Regions from separate parts of the Homo sapiens genome. Here region 2 is linked to region 1. The links are chromatin contacts, found by Hi-C or POLR2A ChIA-PET in ENCODE. All regions are on one chromosome and are shown on one strand. The core of a region is the stretch at or near the end of the contact, and the rest is flanking DNA. Distances in the headings are between cores, read along the strand shown.

Region 1 (7,420 bases), core at 3,123-5,622:
GATAAAATGCCATAGAGCCATACACAAAGACATACAGAAAAATAAAACCACATGAATGTGCATAATAACTGGTGAAATCCAAGTACAGTGTGTAGTCTGGTTAATTACATTGTGAAGAATGATGTCTGGTTTTGATGAAGCACTAGAGTTATATAAGATGTGTGAAGGGTGCACATGACACTTTGTACTGTTTTTGCAATTTCTTGTGAGTCTATAATTATTTCAAAAGAGACAGAAAAAGAAAAGGAAGATGGAATCCATGTGCCACCTCAGGGTCAGACTCTCTGTCCCCATCTGCCCTACTTCATGAGTTCCCATGAGTTCCCAGGCAATTTCTGCTCCTCCCACTGCAGTGCCCCTCAGTACCTGCCCCAGATGGCTACTTCTCAGCCAGGACACCTACAAATGACACAGAGCCATGGACCAGTCCCACTGTTCCCATGGACAGAAGAGACGGGTACCCACGGCCACACCTCTGTGGTGTGGTTGGGTAATGCACACGTACAAGTTAGGCACCCACGCCTGGTGCCTCATTTTGCACCAGATTCTGAGGGAGGGTCCAGTACGTTTTCATGTATCAGCCTCTAACCAGTTGTTACACCCAGGCTGGGGCCCTCTCTCTACATCTTAAAGGAGGCATTGGCAGAGATGGCCAGATGAGAAGCCCACGCTGGAAATCTTCTGTACACTCATCCTCATAAACCCAGAGATGGGCAATCTTTAATTGAACCAAAGAGGCCAAACCTTTCATCTATCAACTGTGCCGTTGGCCACAGGCAGAAAAGATGCTGGTTTTAGTTAAGAGTAGAAACTGTGCCAATGATCGCTGTATTAGACCTAAGATAGATGCACGAGGAAGCCTGCTGGGGTTTGTGGCTTGAGGATGAGATGGCAAGTCTGGTTTGAGCTCAGTCCAGACTCTGGTAGGAAAAAGCAAGAAAAAGAAAACAATTTCCAACTTGCGGCCACACAGCAAGCAGCAACTGCGTTTACTCCAAGACGAGACTGCAAGCGCAGTGTTGTCTTAACCCTTGGCTAGACCCTGTGCCTTGACTGTCCGCACAGGCAAAAGGCTGGCAGAGACCAGCGAGTGTCTCAGGTGAACTGGGTAACTGGATTGGCCTGGTATAGAGGAATGTGCCCTGGATGAGAGACCATGGGATACTAGTCTTGGCTCTGCCCCCTGATTCACCGTATGCCCTGAGCGAGACCCTTTCCTTCTCTGGGTCTCAGTTTCCCCGTTTTCAAAGTGCACTGACTTCTGAGGTATTCGTCCGATGTAAATGTTTACCCAACCAGGATTCTTCAGCCACAGCCCTGTGGGCACTGTGGGCACTTTGCGCCTGGGGAATCTCTGATGGGGGCCGCCCCGGGCACTGTGAGACAACTAGCAGCATCCCTGACCTCTACCCACTGGTGGATGAGCAGTGTCTCTCCCCATCCCACAGTGTGATTACCAAAAAAGATCTCCAGATACAGCCAAATGTCCCCTGGGGGGTAAAATTGCCCTGCCCTAGACTCACGGACCCTCCAGCCAAGGAGGAGGGAGGAGGCCCTGAGGACTCCTGCCTGCCGGAGGAAGCCATACACCTTCCCCCGAGACTCTGGCCCCCAGCTCTTCTCTGGCTCCCAGCTCTGCTCTGGCCCCTCCTACGACAGGGGCCCCCTCCAGGACAGCACTCTTTATTCCAAATCTCTCAAGTTCCCTTTGGATTGAGCTGCAGCGTTCTTCACTGTTTGAAACCATCTAGAACCAGCCTAGGCTCTCCCTGTGTCCCAGGCCACTGGCTCTCTGAAGACAACCCTTATCTTCTCCACTGCGCCCCTGGGGGAGGGCAGGTGCATGCCACTGGGAGGAGGGCGGGATCGGGGAAGCAGGGCACCCACAGGCTCTGGGAAGGGGAGGCCTCCCCACAACTCCCTGCCTTGCGGCAGGTTCTGCTGCCTCCTGCTGAGTTCATGCCGGTGGGCTCAGCGTCCTCACCTGCCGGTTGCCTGCCCCGCCCTCCACACATGCTGTGAGGCCCCAGAAATAAGAAGCCGAAAACACTGTACAAACAGTCCGATCCCTTCAGGGCGGTTCTTCTCCCCGGGCTTTGGATTGCACCTAAAATCCCCTGATCCAGAATAAGAAGTAGGCAACCCAGGAAGTCCTTTATCTGCAGGAAGCAGCCCATATCAGAGGGGTCCTTCGTGAGCCCAAGGCCCTGTCCCTGCCCATGCCTGGCATTCACTGTCATCCGGCAGGGAGCATCCACTGTGTCCTTTCATCTCGGTGATTCTCCGTCTTCCCCGTCAGGTCAGTGCTAGTCCCATGAGGCAAGCTCCTTGCCTTGTTCACACTGTCTCCCCAGCACCCTGACAACATGTCCCCTGAGAGACGTGTAGTACCCTTTTGTGACAAGAGTACACAAAACAGAACTCCTTGTGGCAAACAAGGAATCCGCCTTTCACCACGGGGAGTGGTCCAGGGGAAGCAACAAAGTTAGAACAAAGGCCCCATGGTGTGTGGCTTGGAGAAGCCCAGTGGGCTGTGTCCTGAGGATCGGGGTCAAACAGAGCAGCCATTCGGAGTCCTGATGATGTGGGCTCGCCACACATCATCAGGGGGCAGGAGGAGGAGACGGATCAATGCTAATGGCAGCAGTGAACCTGGGGGCACCCAGCCTCTCTTCCTGAGACGTGCTGATGTATTTATCAACTGCTATGACCACGTAAATTAATGTTAGTCAATACAGAAATACGAATTCGAAAGATATTTAGTTTGTTCTAATGTGTGTGGTATAGAAACTAGGTGATATTAACTGTAGTGGAAATGGCTCAGGAAACCCTTTTAGCAATTACCCAGTGGAGGGCTGTTTTCAGCAATTGTTGGGTGATCCTTCGACATGGCTGTTCCTAACTGATGCTCCTCTCTGAGCCATGATTTGACAGGAATCCCCAACTCTTCCAGCGGCCTGCCCTGTGAGAGCCACAAGGACCTGGGCCCCACCCCTGTGCTGTGGCCAGCAGGTGGATGGCAGCACTGCTCCTGCCCACCTGGACACACGTGCGAGGCCGTCTGACTCCCCTCATACCCCTGACCCCATCCCTACTGCTGCCCCACACTCCAGCCCCAGCCCCCCTGCCTATGCTGCCTCCCGGCCTCTGCCTCGGCCCTTCTTTCTGCCTGGAGTCCTCTTTCCTCGAGTGTTTACGTGAATGGGGCCCCCAGCTTTTCTGGGTTTTCTGCGCAGGTCTGTTCAACCTTCCCTGGCCACCCTTTCTAAAACCTTAGCACCTCCACTGCGGACACCCCATCCCTCTCCTCGGCCCTATCTTCTCCTTAGTGCTTATTCCAGCTGCATCCCACAGACTGAGTGAGTGAGTGAAGAACGCAGGCCGGGAGACTCCTTTGGGGACCCCAAAGGGACTCCGTGGAGTGCCCCCGGCCCCCAGGAGAACGCTGTTCTCCAAGAACTCTTAAGTCCACCGTAAGGAAAATGTAACAGGATTTTAAAAGGCAAGGGGAAAGACGCAGGAAGGGAGCTTTCCTGAGTGCTGGAATTTTCTACTATTTCAGCCATTTTTCACAAGAACCTATGAGACAGGTGTTTTCACTCCCACACCAGAGAGGTGAAAAACCAAGCCCTGGAGAGCTTAAGCTCAAGGTCCCCGGCTCCTTAACGCAGAGCCAGGGCAACCTCAGGTGCGCCCCACTCTGAAGTCCTGCCGTCTCTCAGACCCAGCCTCCACATCTAGGAAGCAGCAAAAGCGCAGAACAGAAGCCAAACTATCCCAGGGTGTGAGCCTTCTTCTCATCCGTGTCCCACCCAGTGGTCCCAAAGGTCCAGATCTCAGAGCTCTGGAGAGCAGGGACCTGATACTCTGAGGCTGCGGGGCCTGTGTCCCCCACCGACAGGAGCCAAAGGCCCATGCCCTGCCTGGGTTCCACACCCCCGGCCTGGGTTCCACCCCCGAAGCTGTCCGCTCCCATCAGGACGGGGCCTCTGACGTACAAAACCCAGGCCCTGCCTTGGACTGGTTTCGGGTTTCTACAACACAGTAAATCAGCGTGTTTTTATTTCTCCATCTGTAAACATCTCTCCATCTAATACGGTAACTGCTGTTTATACAGAGCTATAAAAACAGAGGTCAGAGCACAGTAAGATTATAGTCTTACTTCAATACATCCAATCCATAATAAAATACAATCTCACAAACGATCCAGAGGACCCGTTTAGGGGTTCCTTAAGAATTCATGTCTGTCATATGTAAGGATTCTATTCTATAATATTTTCCACAGCTGTCAGGACCCATTTAAAAGGCAATATCCTTTTGCTGGCATTTGATTTAGGCTCTGTTTATACCACGTGGAGGATTGTTAATTCTGCGATGTCTGACTCAGGGGTGTTTGATTACATGGAGGCCACCACCAACAGGGTGACACATGATGTAGTGTGAGACCGGGGAGCGGGGCTGCAGCCAGGCCCCTGTCCTGATGAGGTGCGTCTGCAGGGATGGGACTCAGCGGCGGGGAAATGAGACGCTCTGTTTTCCAGGCAGCCTGGGCTGGTGGCAGGAAGAGCTCTGGCGAGAGATGAATAGGACTTGGCCCAGCCATGCGCTCGGTGACGGGCGTGAGAGTTCATTTGCTGCTTGAAGATTTAGTTCCCAATTAATAAGTGGAGAGCCAGCCTGGTGCCTCAGGAGGTGTTCCGGGCTGAACTGTGTCCGCCACCCCCGCCCCAGCCCCCACCTTCTCCAAAAAGTCTATGTTAGGGTCCTAACCTCGGCACCTCCAAATGTGACTGTGTTTGGGGATGGGGCCTTCAAAGAGGTGATTAAAGTAAAATGAGCTCATACGGTCGGGTCATAATCCAATCTGACTGGTGTCCTTCTAAGAGGAGATTAAGACACAGACACGCGCAGAGGGAAGACCACGTGAAGATGGGGGAAGACAGCTGTCTGCAAGTCAAAGAGAGAGGCCTCAGAGGAAACCAGCCCTGCTGACACCTTGGTCTTGGACTTCTAGCTCCTGTATTGTGAGAAACACATTTCTGTTGTTTAAGTGCCCTAGTCTAGGATGCTTGGTGCTGACAGCCCTGGATAACTAACACTAAAGGGTCTTGGGCGGTTCCAGGATCCATGGACACTGCTCAGCCTTGTTTGACTATGTTTTTGTCATTAGAAGCAGCGCTGTCTGCGGGAAGGTGCCTTTCCTGCCCAGACTACTGAAGGAGACTGCCAGTACAAGAGGCTTTCACTCCCCTTGAGGGTGAAACCTTTGACCCTGCTGTCTTCCCTCCCTTGATGATCTCATTCCATCCCACACCCACTGAGGACCCCGAAATGTTTTACCCCAGCCCAGCCCTCTCCCCCAGCCTCAGAGCAAACATCCCACTGCTTGCTTCACAGGCCTTCCTGCGTGCCTACAAGTCCTTCCCACCCAGGGTGGCCAAAACCCCAATCCCGAGCACCCTGCAAACCTCCTCCCTTTAGTGGCTGTCACCATTTCAGAAATGGCACATTTCATTGCTTGGGCCAAATACCTGGAAGTTCTCCCACACTCCTCTCTTTCCACCACAACCACTCCCAGTTCATTGGCACCACCATCCCGTCAGCTCCCCTTCACCACATGTCCAGAATCCAGCCACTTTCTGCCCCCTCCAAGGCACCATCCTCATACAGCCATCATCATCTGCCACCTCCTAACCCCTCACTGGACTGTGATGCTTTCCTGTTGCTGCTATAACAAGTTAGCACAAACTTGGTGGCTTAGAACAGCACACATGTATTCTCTTACGGCTCTGGCGGTCAGCAGTCCAGCATGGGTCTCCCGGGTCTGTATGTAGGGTGTCGGTAGGGCTGGTTCCTTCTGGAGGCTCCGAGGGAAATCCATTCCCTTGCTTCCTCCAGCTTCTAGAGGCTGCCCACACTTGTGGCTCCTGGCCCCTTCTTCCACCGGCAAAGCCTACTGCGTGCACCCTCCTCCTGGGTTGTCAAATCCTTTCCATGGACTCTGCTTCCACTCCGGGCCCCTCTGCAATGTCTTCACCACTCACCTGCCTGCATGCTCCTTTTAAAATGCAAATCAGGTCTGGTCCCAATGGAGAGAGCCTCCTGGTGGCCTAAAGACCCCTGGTGCTCTAACCCCTGAGAGCTGTCACCTCTCCTGCCATTCACTCCTCAAAAACCCACTTCTCCTCACACTGGCCTTCCAGTTCTTTCTGGAACATGCCAAACATGCTCCACCCCGAGGGCCTTTCCCTTACTGTCCCTCTGCACACTTTCCCCAGAAACTAGTTCCCTGCAGGAGTCTGCCGAAAAGCCCCTTAGTCAGAGAGTTCCTCCCTGACCACACCACCTAAATTACAACCCAATCCTCCATCTGCAGCTCCCTCCATCTCTCCATCCTCTTCCATTGCTGCATTTTTCTGCATGGCATTTATCATTGTCTGATGTATACTTATTTGCTGATATTCTGTCTTCCCCACAAGGATGTAAGCTCTGTGGGAACAAGATGTGGTCCATCTTTTTCCCACTGCGTCCCCAGCTCTGGCTGGCACAGGGGGACATATACACATAGATGTGGTTGAATAGGCAGATGTGCATTTTGATTGATCAGTGGTTGAGGTTGAGACCTGAAAAAAGTCATTCCTGTGGTTCTTGAACCAGAAAATGTTTGAGTTAGAAGGCACTTCAGGATTGCCTTGTCCCACATAATCCATACAGGAGCTCCCTTGGGGTTCCGCCCAGCAGAGGGTCCATCTGCCCCCAGGTTCAAGAGCTGAGCTTCCCCCACTGCTCTAGGATGCCCTAGAAGGCATCTCATCTTTTGAGTTCTTGGATTCCAGTGAAGAGTCTGATATAGATTGGGTTGCATAGATGGATGGATGAGGATGTAGAAGGATATATTGGTGAAAGTAAAATAAAATGGATGGATGGATGGATGGATGGATGGATGGAAAAATGGATGGGTAAATGGATGAATAGATGAAAGAAAAATGAGTGTATGGATGGAAGGAAGAAAGAAAAGATGATGAATAGATGGATAGGTGGATAGAAAATGAATAGATAGGTGGAAAAATGGAAGGAAAAGGGAAGGAAGGAAAGAAAAGGGAAGGAAGGAAGAAAAATGGATGGATGGATGGAAGGATAGATGGAAGGGAGGATGGAATAAAGGAAGGAAGAAAAGATGATGGACAGATGGATGAGTGAAAACAGATAAATGGGTGGAAGGAAAATGGATGGAAGGAAGAAGGAAGGGAAGGAAGGAAGGAAAGAAGAAGGAAGGAAGGAAGGAAAGAAGAAGGAAGGAAGGAAGGAAAGAGAGAGGGAAGGAGGGAGGGAAGAAAGAAAATGTAGATGGGGGCAGATGGATGGATGAAAATCAGTGACATGGAGCTCATCCCATTCCAAGGCAGCCTGTGGTCACTGG
Region 2 (7,420 bases), core at 545-3,044, 49 kb after region 1:
AAAAGACTAACGCTTGTTAAGAAGGAAAAACAAAACCTCACAGGTGCTATCATGATCACTGAATGCTTTTCTCTGGCACTGTGCTGTCTGGGCAGGTGCTGGGGCCTTCCTCTCGAGTCTCCCTCACACATCATCACTTAAGTGAAACCAGGGCCGCACACACCTCTCCATGTGGCTACACTGTGCTGCCATCGCTAAAGTCTCATTCACACTCTGGAATCTGTGCATAAGTGATACCATTCCTCACTATTCCTGGGCTATTTTTGTTACACAGGATGACAGGAAAAGAAGACCCTCTTCTTAACTTGAGCTATTATAGAAATGAATTTACCACAAACCAAGAGATTGAGAAAGAAGAGTTGTGAAAGGGAGCAAAGGCAGGTAAACTGGTTGTCAAAATGTGAAAATGATCAATGTTAAATCAACACCTCTATTTTCTCACAGTGATTAAAATAATATATCCAGCTGAGGAAACTGAGGCAGGGACCGATGGTGACTTGTCCCAGAATAAGCAAGGAATTAAGAAGCAGGGACTGCTAGGCGAGAACCCAGGTCTCGGAACTTCCAGCAGAATGTAGTCGAAAGCCACGTATCATTTTTCCTCCATAACGAAAATTAGGCTTTAGTTTCATCAGTCTTTCCAGTCCAGAGTCAGATAGTTTTTCACTTTTTGGTTTTTACATTTTGCTGATCACCTTAACCTACGCTGCTTTTATTATATAAACTACAAACTTTATACTTTGCTTTGGTGTTCTGAATTCAGGCACTTATTTTTCTGATACAGAAATTGAAATGTAAACTTCAGCTGTGTTTCACAGCCTGAAGCTGATTTGGGTGTGAGGGGCTTGTTCTCCCTTCTAATCTAATGGGTTGACAGTCTATTAAAAGAGGGGCAAATACAGAGCACAGTGAGAAGTAGAAGATGACAGCAGAGTCACAGCAAGGGCCACGCAACCTTCTTGTGAAATCATTGCTTTTAATCTTTTAATCTATCCATCTTTAAAAAGACCCTAAAGGAGGGGTCTTTTTGTCCAGGAAGAACAATAAAAGGCTGTGGAAATACATCCAGAATATACAACTAAATCAAAAACCAAAAGCAGCACTGAATGGGCAAGAGAAAGATATTTGCGGAGGATAAAATGGGGAAAACACATCAAAATACTAAGGTTAAAATTTCTCTAATTAGGCAGATATAAAATGACACTGATGAGGGTATATGATAGCCATACTCCCAACAACCAAAGTTATAAAGCAATACGTGCTCCCCAAATAACAAGGAAAAGAATTCTTTCTATTCCTTTTGTTCCCCGCCCCATCCCTTGAATATTAAGCATGAACACTGTACATGCATAGATCACTTTTACAAGGCCAACACGATGAGATCAACACAAAGTCTCATTTTCCCAGAAATGAAGTCTGGTCGTGGGCTCCTTACCAGTGATAGTATTGTAGTGGTAGGAGGCATGTGTAAAAGCCTGGAGAAGGTAAGCCTTATTCTTGAATCTGTAGTTGATTTTCTTTTCAAAATTTTCAAACCCCGATATAAGGTGATTCAGTGTTTTATCTGCATCTGGATGATCAAACATACATCTTGGTGGAATCTTCAAACAACCATATTCCGAGTCTTTCAATACAGAAGAGCGTGAACTGGCCACAGAAGCAGCAGCACAGCTCACTGAAAGGTTCTTTTGTTGGCTGTTGAAATTCTCCCGAGTAGGGCACAGGGCCTTTTCCCGATCAGTCCTTTTAATTACCGGGAGCACCTTCAGCCCCAGTGAACAGAGGAAAAGCTGAGCAGCCCTCTCCCCACAGCTGGTTAAATAGCAGCCCAGCAGGGCTTCCACACAGTCCGCTATGCTTTTGTCAGCAATACACTGCTCAGTGTGCAAGTCGTAAGAAATGGACTGCTTTCCCGTGTCAACACCACAGTTTTCTTCTGATGGATTCCAGAACCCCACCACAAAGTCATCTTCTTCAACAGCTTTGCTAGGATCCAGATAGCACATTGCATCCCAAGAGCTGTAGTCAAAATCCTCAAAATCTGATGAAAATGGCATACTACCTAAGGAGGATTTTTTGGGCATTTTCCATTCATATGCAGAATCAGTGGTTGAAAAAGGAGAAAGAGAGATTTTCTTTACAAAAGCTCCTGACCCCATTAACATATTATCTATAAATCTGATATGTTCCTGATCATACTCCAGGAAATCATCTTCATAGTCAGCCTCTTCCTTCGGAGCCCTCCACATCAGGCTCTCCTCCTCCTCATCCTCCTCCTCGTAATCCTCATCCAGTTTGCCATTCGCCAGCATGCAGTCTTTTGTCTGAAACGAGGGGGAATGGGGAAGGAGGGGAAACATAGCTGCTGTTTTTAAAAGGGTTTGAAACTCAATAAAAGCAAGGGTTATGGATAATTTCAAATGACAACCACAAATACTAAAAGGCAACTTTAAAATCATGGCCATTTGTTTTCAATTAACATAAAATAAGTTATTTAATCATATAAACAAAGTAAAACATGTTCTTTGAATGTTCGTTTTCTAAGTTATAAAATGACCTTTATCCAGTATGAAGCTTTAAGTTAAGGACTTTGAACATGGATATAAAGTTAAAATTAATGTCCACAATGCAAAACTTCAACTAAGTCGTCTAACTCTGGTAGGACACACAATGAAAGCACTCATATGCTGATCACACAGATCTTCAATTTTGCTGACAAAATTTGAAAATGTGGTAATTTGATTTTCAAAAAGATTTTCAAACTAATAAAACGAAATTCCAGATGTAGAAAAGCATTACCTTTGCAATTAAGAATATAATATAAAAACAGATAAAATCATTTTTTAAAATGTACAATAGGATTTTATAATAAAGCTTTTTGTCCCTATTTCCACTTCAAAGTATACTTGCCACAAAAAAACTACACTGCTTTCCTTAAAAAATAAAAGTGATCACTGCACTAAGCTATGAATTTGAGAAGTTACGTTTTTTCCCTCCACTCTGAACTACGGTAATCAGGGGAACAGATTATAGCATAACTGACAAAAATGGAAGAAAATTTAGACTAACATGAAACACAACAATCCAATTTCTGTCAAAAGATCTTTGCTAATTCCAATTTCTTTGGCAAAAGCTTATTTGTGAGTGACAACCTTAATAATGGGCTAGATTTCAGTAATGATGTAACTTCTTTGCAATCCTAGAAAGATGCCAAATTTCTGTTATGCAAGTTTTTAAAAAACCAAAAAACTTGTGAAGGGGGAAGACGAAGGGTGTGCATCAATGTTGATTGTAACAACTTTCCAGTGTTCTGACAAAAAAAAGTTGCAACCTTCAAGCATTTTTTAAATACTACAAATATTTTAAACTAGACTCAAGATATAAACACTACATTTGTCTGAAAAGAAATAGCAGTAAGCCAAGCCATATCTCTAACTATTTATCTTTTCATTTTTTTAATTAAGAAAGAAACACCTTTTCAAGAATAAGGAACACCAAAAGCAACTGTAGCGGCAGACCTCAAGGAACATTTCCTGCTAACAATCTTAGACTTTCCAAGGCAACATGAAGATGTTTTTGATTGGTCCTTAAGAAAAAGAGGGCCAAACTGCGATTTTTAAAAAATCAGACAATATTTTTTTTTTATTGAAAAAAACCTTCTGTATCTTTAGAAAGGTGCCACCATAAGCCAAAAGTGGCAGAGCACAAAAATCACAAAGGGCTGACTTTTATCACAAACTGTGTGATCCTGGGCAAAGCCTTTTAGTGCCTCTGGGTTTCAGATGCTTCATCTACAAAAGAGTGGGGTTCTGTCTCATAAAATGTTTTTCAAGAGCACTTCAAGCCTTTTAAGAAAAAACAGCCACATGAAATCCTTTTCTATATCATTCAAGTCAACTTTGATACTCTCGTCTATTAAGAGGCGTTTTAGCATGCAAAGGTTTCCACTTAAGCCCATTTGCTGAAGGGCCAGAGCAAGGTAGGGAGAATGGCAATGCAACCAGCCAAAACCACAGTGTATCTTTTCAATATAATGCAAGGGCCTATATTTCAATAAAAGTAACTTACTAAATAAAAATCTGAACAGTATTTCTAATGAATTCCAATAACCAAAGTGCCATCAGAAACATTAAGAAAAATAAATTGAACTTTGTGTTGTATCTTAAAAAAAAAATCAATGACATGCCAATGTCACCTTCATGCTACAAGTTTTTAAAAAGAGCCAAAAACATTATGAAACGGTATTAACAAAGGAGGATGACTGTTACTGGAATGTTATTCATAGAAATACCATACCATTTCTAAAGTTGAAAATCTATACATTTTCCTCTAAGGTTCTACATATTTCTAAATTAATAACAAATAATTGTTCGGACCTAACTTGCATTAAAATATTCCCTTAATGCTTTTCCAAATAAGTTCTAATTCTGTAATAAGACAAATACTACATGAGTTAAAAACATCCTCAATAAATAGGTAAAAATCCAAATAGTGTCACTGAACATGCTACCTGGAAATACTTAAAGGCAGATATATAGGATACATGCATCACAAAGAAGACATGGAGAAAATGGATATTTAAAAATATAACCTTTGAAAGAAAAAAACGGTATTATCATTGTTGGCCTGAGGTAAAAATGAAGTAACAATGAGCCAATTTATTTTTAATGCAAAATAAATCTCCAAGAAATGAAACTGTCTGAAGCATTGCCTTTAACTTCGGAAGAGGCACTAGAACTCTCCCAGTCAACCACCACTGCGCTGGTTCCTGCAGTTTGGAGGCCCTCCCAAGTGCCCTCTGGTGGCCTTCAAGACAAGACAAAATGAAGTGGCTGTTGCTGATATTTGGAGTCTTCTTAAGTCACTGGCAAGATTTAAATTATTTCCAGAAAATAACAATCTTTATGGATGATTTTTTTTTTTTAAGTTCACAGGAGTCCTGACTGGGAAAACCCTGAGCTACAAAAGCAAGATTTTACTGAAATTAATTATTTCACAGACAGACTGGAGATCACAGGTCACTGAAAAGTCATTTCACTGAACAGAGCTAAGGATCTAGGATAAATTGTAATAACAGCAAAGTGAAATTTTTTTAAAGAAGAGCAAAACTCAAAGTCAAAACATCACATACTCTTATGCCTTTGGAAAAGAAATAATAAAAATAGAAATTTGCCTCCATCAAAATTATAATACTATTTCTGAATTCAGTGAAAAGACAGTGTAATTAAAGGAATTAATTAAATATATCAAATATCTACTCTATTATAAACATACCAAGAAAATGAAACAAAAAATTAATAAAACAAATTATTTGGCTCACCGAAAAGTAAATCCCTCCAGTTACACACACACACACACACACACACACACACACACACACACAAACTTACCATTTCATCTTTTTCCCATTTATCTGTGTTGCTTTTGTCTTGATTTACTACATAACCAGGAGGAAGCCAATTCACAGGGGGATCAAATATTGACACCACCATGCGGCTGGGTAGTCCCTTCTTTTTTCCAAGGCGATACAGATTACAGTTGCTGACCTTTAGCAGAAAATATTAGGATACTTATCCATAAATGATCACTGCTGGAATTCATTCAAGGCATATTAACATATCCTCAGTTAAATGTTCTTAAAATTAATCAATTAATTATATGTCATCAATTAATTATAAGGGCTCTACAGTTTTTCTACCCATTCATGTTATAAAAAGAATATTAAATTCCCACATATTCTATGCTTTTTTGGTGTAAATATTTCTGAATATAAGATGCAGAGCAGAAAAAATAATGTATATAACTATGCATACTCCTTATGAATGACTGAGAAGAAACACTTCAGACAATATCAAAGCCTTGAAAATACAACCTGATGATATAAAATGCAAACTGCTAACTGGAATTACCAAAGTAGAAAAGAACCCATAGAAAAAGTCAAGATGTCACAATATTTTCAATGAAATGGGGGGAGGATGCCATCAGCTCTAGCTGCAAAGTGAAAACTGGCACCGAACAAAACTGAAACAATGTTATATTCCTAGAATCGAAGCCACAAACGGGATTTCAACTGTAATGCTCTCTCAAATATTATTCCTTTGTTTTACAGCCATTTCAAGACACTTTTATTCAACTTAAAAAAAATGAACCAAAAGGTTTCTGTTTATTCACATTAATGGAACAGCTTTACTATCTTACCCTCTACTCCGGTCTGTTTTTCCTAATGCCTCTATCTCCTTCTTAATTTCTCACATCATTGCATTTCTGTCAAGTTAGTACTTGGAAACTAGGGTCTAGAATTGTCAATCCCATTTTCATTTTCATAAAGCTCGGTTCCTTATTATTAAGTACTTCATTAGCCCTCTTCCCATGTAACTCAACTATTGTTTAATAGACACCCCCCATATGAGAGGCACTCGATTGGGCAACCCTGAGGGAACGATGGCAGCAGGACAGAGGGGCAGTCCTCGTGACACACAGGCTAGCAGGGAAAAGGAGGGTACGTGTGACCACTATAGCCAAAAGTACTCTCCCTCTCTGCCTGAAACGTAGCAGGCTGAAATAAATGCTAGCTTCCCTTTCCAAGCTAAGAGAACAAAGCATCACAAGCGCCAAGAAGAGGATAAAGTACAACGTGGACTCATGGGAGGGAAATCACATTCCAAGTTGACAGAAATGGTGGGCAGGATGAAGAAAGAGCTACGTAAGGTCTCAAATATGGGGCAAAATTCTGGACAGGTAGAGATGGAGGCAAGCCCTCTGCAGAAGGAAGGACAGAGCAAGGGCCCCAAGGCTGGGGGTCTGAGCGTGGAGTCTGTCCAATGAGCTGCAAGGGGCTTCCACCTGCTTAGGATCCAAAACGCATCAGGGCTGAAAGGGCCTGAACAGCAGGCTGAGGGAGTGATCATTCTTTCTGCAGAAATAAGGAGTAGAAGGTTTCTGAGCAGACAAATGGACGAGTTTTGTAATAGAAAGTCACCTCTGTCTTGTCTAACAGAGTATCCTATCCTATTGCCTATGCCACACTTGTCCAAGCCTCTGATACTTTCTTCCTGCAACCACCTCTTGGAAATCTCATCCATTCTCAGAGCTTCCGTATGGCGACTACTCTACAAAACCGTATCTGAATCCTACAGCCTCAATTATCTGAACATTTCCACTTCATATTCCATGAGGTCTAAAATCTCAACTCTAACATGGACTTCCCACATTTCTCCCTACCTCCCTGCTACTGCCACTGCCCCCAAGTTGCCAGTTTACGTGGTTGTTATGACTGCGCCTCCAGTCCACCTCAAGATCATCCTGGGAGGCCTTGGACACACTCCTGACTCTCCCAGATGAACAGTTAGGTGACCTGACAGGAGCCCATTCGACTCTCTAAGTGTGAGTCCCCTCATCTGCAAAACAGGGATGTGTTGTC

The links. Hi-C counts contacts between places; a loop is a spot of excess contacts on that map. ChIA-PET counts read pairs that join two places held with the same protein, here RNA polymerase II (POLR2A). Pooled maps may share reads with other maps.
Region 2: a loop to region 1 is called in a map of sigmoid colon, with 2.1 times the contacts of the local background. The contact joins two enhancer-like sites. A Hi-C loop is called at or near these places in 1 of 168 maps with a recorded cell type or tissue (sigmoid colon) and 1 of 50 pooled maps. POLR2A ChIA-PET finds 5 or more read pairs at or near these places in 2 of 52 experiments (activated T-cell and activated naive CD4-positive, alpha-beta T cell).

The regions. Positions count from the first base shown.
Region 1 is chr14:95,043,004-95,050,423 of GRCh38, forward strand. No RefSeq gene overlaps it. Among named protein-coding and RNA genes, the nearest start is that of LINC02279, 83 kb to the left of the region's middle. RefSeq lists enhancers at 1,939-2,472, 2,473-3,007. Within about 2 kb of position 4,373, at least 4 of the 41 ENCODE cell types and tissues checked have a DNase peak (open chromatin) inside an H3K27ac peak, as active enhancers do.
Region 2 is chr14:95,094,390-95,101,809 of GRCh38, forward strand. It overlaps DICER1 (dicer 1, ribonuclease III), which reads right to left. Exons shown (of 27, transcript NM_177438.3): 22 at 5,391-5,546; 23 at 1,436-2,324. Among named protein-coding and RNA genes, the nearest start is that of MIR3173, 40 kb to the right of the region's middle. Within about 2 kb of position 1,795, at least 2 of the 41 ENCODE cell types and tissues checked have a DNase peak (open chromatin) inside an H3K27ac peak, as active enhancers do.